Regions from separate parts of the Mus musculus genome. Here region 2 is linked to region 1. A link is a contact called in ENCODE POLR2A ChIA-PET data. All regions are on one chromosome and are shown on one strand. The core of a region is the stretch at or near the end of the contact, and the rest is flanking DNA. Distances in the headings are between cores, read along the strand shown. Region 1 has its middle 18 kb from the start of Gm28231. Region 2 holds the start of Syncrip (synaptotagmin binding, cytoplasmic RNA interacting protein).

Region 1 (3,681 bases), core at 717-3,216:
GGAGATCAGGGAAGAGAGAAGGGAAATTGGGGGAGATGGATTCTAGGACATGCCAGAGACCTGAGATGGGTGGAGGCCCTAGGGGATATATGGAGGTGACTCTAACTGAAACTACTAGCAGTGGAGGATATGGATCCAGAAGTGGCCACTTCCTCTAGCCAGGCAGGACTACCAATAGGGGTGTAAAGACAGCAACCTAACCACAAAAACTTTGACCCAAAACGTGATGGCCCCAAATTGAGACCCATTCCATGGGCAAGAACCAATCCCTGACACGATTAATGATACTGCAAGTTATGCTTGCAGACAGGAGCCTAGCATAACGGACCTCTGAGAGGCTCCACAGAGCAGCCAATGGAAACAAATGCAGAGACTCACACCCAAACATTAGATGGAGCTCAGGGAGTCCTGTGGAAGAGTTCAAGAAGGACCAAGAGACTGGAAGAGGACAGGAACCCCACAGGAAGACCAACACAGTCACTAACCTGTATCCTTGGAAGTTTCCAGAGTCTGAATCACCAACCAATGAGCAGGCACAGGCTGGACCGAGGACCTCTGCAGATATGTAGCAGATGAGCAGCTTGGTCTTCATGTGGGTCCCCCAACAACTGGAGTAAGGGCTGTCTGTTGCCTGCCTGTCTGTGGATCCCATTTCCCTAAATGGACTGCTTTGCCTGGCTTCAGTGGGAGAGGATGCCCCTAGTCCCACAGGACTTGATTGCTGGAGTGGGGGAAGGGGGGTCGTGTATCTATCGTGGGAAGCTAACACCAAGAAGGAGGCTCCACCTTGCAAAGGAGAAAGAGGGTGGAATCCGGGAGGAGGATCTGCATGAGAGGGAGGAGGGGGAGCTGATATTGGGATGTAAAGTGAATGAATATACAAATTAATAAATTTAAATTTTGAAAAGGAAAGAAAAAGAAAGCCATGCAGTTGGCTAATCGCTAAAGAAGAGTCTTTCTGCTCCTCTCCTCAGTACAGTGACTGTCCCAGTCTCACTCTGGGCTCCCAGTATCAGACTCTGCCCTCCACTAAGGAGAGCTAGCTCTCAGTATATCCTCCTGAAGGGGTCACTCCTCCACCCCCACAGTCCCTGACACTAAGCCCAGGTTTTCTTTGTCTCGCTCTCCCAGATGAGGCAGCTAGGGTCATTTGCACAGCACCTACTCCAGCCAATCAACATTCCAACAAGAGGAGAGCTGTGCTCTTAGCTAAGAACGGCTAAGAATAGACCTTAGCTAAGGTACTGCTCGAAATTGATGGCTGCTGGGTAAAGAGGGAAATTTTTCTTCAAGGGTGTGGGCTGTGGTGGATGGCCCCACACTCATGCATGTGTACAACAGCACTCACTGAGTCGAAGGAGAAGGGGGAAAGAGAAGAAAGAAGGAGAACAAGGAGGAGGAGAAAGAGGAGGAGAAGCTGGTGAACTGGATAATGTCACTTGCCACAAAAACCTAGAGATTTGCATGCAATCCCCAGCCCCATTGAAATGTGAAGGAGCGAATTAACTCCATAAAGTTGTCTTATGTTTTCCACAGGGGCCGGAGGGACGGGAGGGGGGGTTGTAAGGAGGGGAGACAGGGGTACTGGGCAAGGCTGGGGGTGGAGGGGGGCACTGTGGGTCTGGGTCCACACTCTCATCACATACACTAGCGATAAATATCTCTAAAGAAGAAGATGTGAAGGTGAAAGGGTGTGTTGGGGGTCAGGGAGAGTCGGAGGCAGGGATCTGAGGTGGATATGATCACGATACTGAATACATTTATGAACTCGTCAAAAAATTAAATTTAAAATCTTCTAAAATATCAGGGCCAGCAAGATAGCTCAGCAGGTAAAGACATAGCCACTAAGTCTGACAACCTGAGAACAAGCCCGACGACCTACAATACAGGAGACAAACAACTTCCTAAAGTTGTCCTCGGAAATCCACACATGCGCTGTAGCACTCCCATGTGCCAATGCGTGCACCGGACAGAGGAAGGTCTGCCCTGGGCTAAATTCAGCTCACCGTGCAAATACACCAAGAAACCAGCAGAGGGGGATAATGTCTAGTAAAAAGAGTAAGAGTTACCTGTCGACTGCTTCGTATTGAGGCACCACTGGGGTAACCTTCCTAAGCTAGAAGGAAAACTCAGAGAACACAAGCCTGGACACGTGTTTCCTGATTTTGTGGCGGGAGATTTCAAGGCTGCTTAATGTCTGCCCTCTGGACTGGACTATGGCAGTCTCTTAGCAGTCCTGCTGTATTCATGAATCTTTGGGATAGTTTTAAGCCCTCATCTTGGGCACTTCAGTTGTGATCAAAATATTACTAAGGCTTGAGAAAAGCAAGCGAAAAACAGTTTACAACTGATAAAATTATTTTTAATAAATTATTTATCAGTTTGATCACATGGTTGCCAGTTCATTCATATGTGTGTGTGTGAATATAGTATATATTCATACATAAATACATACATACATACATATATGTGTGTGTGTGTGTATATATATGTATATATATAAAATGTAACTTGTACTCAAACATTTAAGCTACAAAAACCAGTCATTTCCAAAAGTGACAGAAGAAAATGAACTTTTATCCAATTTTTAAAAATTTTTTTTAAAAAGAGGAAGACAGGAAATAGACAGGAATACCTTGTCTAGTTGTCCCTCTCCTTTTCCTCACCAGACCTGCTCATCAAAGGAGAATGGAAGAGGCTGTCACTCCCTTCCTCACCAACACATCCTGCCCTGTTGAGATTTGGTTTCCTCTCAGAATTACGCCTGTCAAATGAAACTAATCATGTGAATATGTGCCATCATGAGCTACTGATGAAGCACACCCTAAGCTAAGGAGCAAATCAATCGATTAATTGTGACTTCAAAGATGAAAAGTGACTGTCGAATAGTGGAGTTGGGCAAAATGTGCCAAAGAGATCACCCTCGGGCACACACCCAAACTAGCCCTGGGAATGTTCAAAGAACGGTAAATTCTTTCACAGTCTCGAAAGTGTCTCAAGTACTGTTGGCGAAGACTGAGTCATTGCTCTCTGAACACAAAGTAAGTTCCTAGGAGCCTCTGCTCCTGGTGCTGCCATTAACAGGCCAACCAGAGCCTTCCGGTTGGAAGTGTTGGTTGCTGCAGTGTGGAAACACCTTATTTAATCTATAGCAATGATCCATAGACATCAAGCTCATCCGATGCCATCAAGGTCGTGCCTGAAGCTGGATGAATACACATTTTCTTGGTAAGACACATCATGAGTTTCTTCTAAGTCAAGCACTATACAGTATTTCAGAACGGTGCTTAGAGAGCATTTTGAACAGCAAAATCACCCTTTGAAAGCAGAAACTAAGCAGACCAGAGAGGGCCCTTCATTTATAGCAGGGGACTGAAAGGAGATGGAGTGTTTGTTTGGCCTCTGCTAGCAGCCTGTGTTGGGGGTAACTCAAGCTTTATCACTTAGTTTAAGCACATATTCATGGATAATTTTCAAAGTGCTGTGCATATTGACCTGTTAGGAACTGTAGGAATGAGCATTTTTGTACCAAAATTAAAGTTTGGGGTTATTGAGAACATTTCTGTTAATGTTTGCTCACCAAAATTGACTACCATCCCCTCAATAGGGCTACATTTCCATAACAAAAGGAGACAAGCCTGAATTACAACTAGTCATTAGGTCCTTTCCCACATTAAAGTA
Region 2 (3,681 bases), core at 543-3,042, 240 kb after region 1:
CCTGCAACGTAAATTTCATCTAGTTTTTCAGCAACTTTCTGTGGTAAACCAGCATCAAGCAATGTCTGAAAATTTTCTGAATGGATAACTGCTGAAGTAGTATCCATGGGCTCTTCAGTACCATTTCCATTAACATGTTCTGTAGCCATGTTTCCAGAGATCTGTTCAAACGCAATAAGCAAAATTAAACTAGGATCTTCAAACAGAATAGAGGACAATGACAGTCCCAATCTTTACTTTCTCTACCACTTAACTACAACCAGCCAGCCTGAACCTCCCTTGAAAGAAACCTTAAAATCACTATCGCCTGACAAGCCAGATTTTGGAGCTCGGGTACAGAAGGACCGATTCACTAGATTCTTCCTGAGCACCACCCCTGACTTCACCTGCTAACACTCACTGAGAAAAACCTTATTACAAATGAAGCCCAATCAGCACAGCGACCGGCCCAGCCTGCCACATGCAGCAGTTCCAAAACGGAGAATAAGGTGTGTGAAGCAAGCAACGCTGGGCTTGTCTCTCTCCAAGGTAAACCAGAAAGTGCGCTTTTCCCGCCTGCCGCTTATAGATCAGTAACAACAGCCAGCGAAGAACAAAGCGCTCACACAAGCCACCTTCCCACCACCCAATTCCTCCACCCTTCACCCCCACACCCCAAAGCCCGCCCCCGACTCCGCACCCGGAGCGGCAGCCTCGCCACTGCGGCCGCCAGGAACCCATTAGAAACACGTGCTCTGCGCCTTCAAATGTCCTACAACTTCCTTCAACGGAAACCCACCGAGTACCGGGCCAAGACGGTCATCACCGCCTCCCAACATCAACCCGCAGTCGCGGTGCGAGCCCCCTGAACCGTGCAACCGCACCATCTCGCCCCTCAACACTGAGGCCGCCGCGGCGCCAGGCCACGGGCTTTCCCCGCCCCCCAGCGCTGCCGTCTCCGCCGTGACACATGGCTCTCCGCCCCGGGCGCTCCCGGGCGCCCGCGACCCCCAGCCTCCCGCACCCCTCGGTGCAGTGGCTGCGGCGCCGAGGCCGACAGCCCGCGCGGGGAGGGCGTTCCGCCGCCAAGCACACGCCCGCGGGAGCCGAGCACCGCCCAAGCCCGCCGGCCGGTCGCGGGACAGCACCCCGCGCCTCTCCGCCCACTCCCGCGCCGCCGGCCACGACAGCACCAAGTCCGCCGCTCGCGCTCCGCGCGGGCCATCGGGCTGTCGAGGCGCCTCCTCCCGGAGCGCCGCAGACAAAGCCCAGCCGCGGCTGCACATGGGGAGAGGAGGAAGTGGCGGCGCGGCCGCGGCCTACTCTCCGGCAGCCCCGGCCAACGTGCTCTTCTCTCCCCCTTGGAATCCATTTTCCAGAAAAGCCGGTTTCTCCCCGCGCCGCCCTCCCCCAAGCACCCTCCACAATGTCACGGAGCTCCCCTCCCGGACCCGGGGGCCCGCGGTCGTTACCTCCCCGCGGGGCTGGGGCCGAGGAATCCTGTCCGACCGGGTCGGCTGGCGGGGAACGCGTGCTCGCTGCTCCCTGTGTCCGGCGCGAGTGGAGCTGTTGTAAAATGGCGGCCGAAGCTCACGCCGCTGGCAGCAAACCCGATCCAGTTCCACTCGCCTCCGAGCGCGCTCCCGGTGCGCGCGCGCCCCCGCGTGACCCCCCTTCCCTCCCCTCCCTGGCGCGTCCGCTTCTCTCCCTCACTCCCTCAGCTCAGCCCCTGCCCTCCGACAGCTCCTCCTTCTCCCCTCGCCACCTCCGCCGGCCGCTAGCCGCCCTGTCCTCTCAGCCTTCGTCCTTCCTTCCCTGCACCTCCTCCCCCAGCTTCCCCACTCCCGTCCGCGGCCGCTCACACACGAGTGGCCGCCCTTCTTCCTCTCTGGCTCTCTCTGGCTTCACGCCCTCCCTCGCTAGCTCTCTCTCGGCCCCGTCCCCAGTCCCTGCCGAGTCGCTCTTTCTCTCTCCCGCGCTGACGTGACGACGCAGACGACGCCGCGGGACGCGCGCCCGCGAGCCCCGCCTCTCGCCCCGCCCCTAACTCCCGGTCGGGGGGGGGGGAGAGACCCCGCCCTTCCGCCGCGGCGACAGCGAGGGGCCGAGTGAATGAGAGACCCGCCCTCTGTGCGGACACTCCCTCTCGCTCCGCGGGCGGGGCCGCCGGCTCGGCGTGTCCCACTCGTTCTTTGTCAGGAGACAAGCATATCCCCACCCCGCCCTCCCCGCCCCCCACCGCCCCACCGCCGGCCTGGGCTCCGAGGGTGCCCGACGTTGGCTGCCCGCTCTGCCGGGGCTGGGGCTGTCGCCGCCGCGGCCGCCCCGCGCCCTGGGCGCTGGAGAAGCTGCAGGCGCACGTGTCCCCCGGGGCGGGGCGAGGCGAGGCAGACAATGGGGCTGCGGGGGAGGGGAGCTGCACGGGGAACGGCGGAGCTCGGGGCCACCCGGTGGCGGGGCTGGAGTTCGGGAGTCACCCCGGGGAGCCCCGGCTTCCGCTGCTAGACAATGGGGTATCCCGCGGCCCGGCGCGCGCCGTCCTCCGCTTCCACGAATACCCTGGGCGGAGGGAGGGGCGCCGCGGGTTTGCGAGGAAATCCCTGTGCCTCCGGCTCGGGGATGACAGGGAGGCCAGATTTGGAAGCTTAACCGACCCGGTGGTGTTGGATTGTGCAATATTCCGTTTCTGTCCCTGGCCTTTTAAGCAGTTAAGTGCTCCTCCTGGCACACTTTGAACAACTTGAAGCAGCACAAAGCTGCGTGATTAGGACTACTGTGAGGGAAATGTGTTTCTTTTCAAGCATCTTGGCAATTAAATGTTATGTGAAGTGACATTTCCTTTGTAACCATTTACTATGGACAAGAAAGACAAGACAAAGGCGTTTGTATCTCAGGCGATATGGATACTAATTTTATCCAGAGCGACTGTAATGAAAAATGGCATTATCCTCTTTGAAAAAAAAAACAAAAAACTACAATTAGAAAGCTACTTGTTCTTCCAAATGAGCTTTATGCTATGATAAGCCAGTAAGTAGTCCAAGGAAACTTAGATAAACACTCTTCAAAGTGCCTAGACACATAAAATTGAGCTTTTTTTCTGTTGACAGGTGGATCAAGTAGGAAATATTTCTGAAGTACTGCTATCCAAAACCTGCTTAATAAGGCTTTGCCTATCCACCGCCTACATCCCATACTACCAAACATATCCTTGCTATGGTATTTAATTAATTCAGCAAGATATTATAGTTAGTACCACAAAAGTCTGGATAATGATAGCATTGAAAAAACAACCAAAGTGGTAATAGAAAGACCGTAGGTTAAACAAGGTGGAGAAAGTTTGATACTTACAGTTCTTATTTAATGAGCCCTGAATAGAAAAGTGCCCCTCCCTAGGCAATGTCAAGAATTCTCGAATTGAAACCTCTCCTCTCCAACTCTGACCTAAATTCCTTTCATGTTTTAGACCCTTTTTTTCCCCTTGCATATTTTAAAAGATTTAATTATCTGTATGTGTGTGTCAGCATGTGAGTATGAGCATGTGAGTGCAGGTGCCCACAGAGGCAATGGATCCCACTGGAGCTGGAGTTACACGCAGTTAAGAACCAAACTTGGGTCCTCTTAAAAGAGCAGTAAGCCCCCTTAACTGCTGAGGCACGTCTCCAGCCCCCATACTTTTTTGGTTTTTTGGGTTTTTTTTGTTTT

Evidence for each region. ChIA-PET counts read pairs that join two places held with the same protein, here RNA polymerase II (POLR2A).
Region 2: POLR2A ChIA-PET joins it to region 1 with 14 read pairs in embryonic stem cell. The contact joins the promoter of Syncrip here to the enhancer-like site in region 1. POLR2A ChIA-PET finds 5 or more read pairs at or near these places in 3 of 5 experiments (Patski and embryonic stem cell).

The regions. Positions count from the first base shown.
Region 1 is chr9:88,239,750-88,243,430 of GRCm38, forward strand. No RefSeq gene overlaps it. Among named protein-coding and RNA genes, the nearest start is that of Gm28231, 18 kb to the right of the region's middle. Within about 2 kb of position 1,967, at least 1 of the 3 ENCODE cell types and tissues checked has a DNase peak (open chromatin) inside an H3K27ac peak, as active enhancers do.
Region 2 is chr9:88,480,605-88,484,285 of GRCm38, forward strand. It overlaps Syncrip (synaptotagmin binding, cytoplasmic RNA interacting protein), which reads right to left and starts at 1,793. Exons shown (of 11, transcript NM_019666.2): 1 at 1,452-1,793; 2 at 2-161. The coding sequence starts at 149.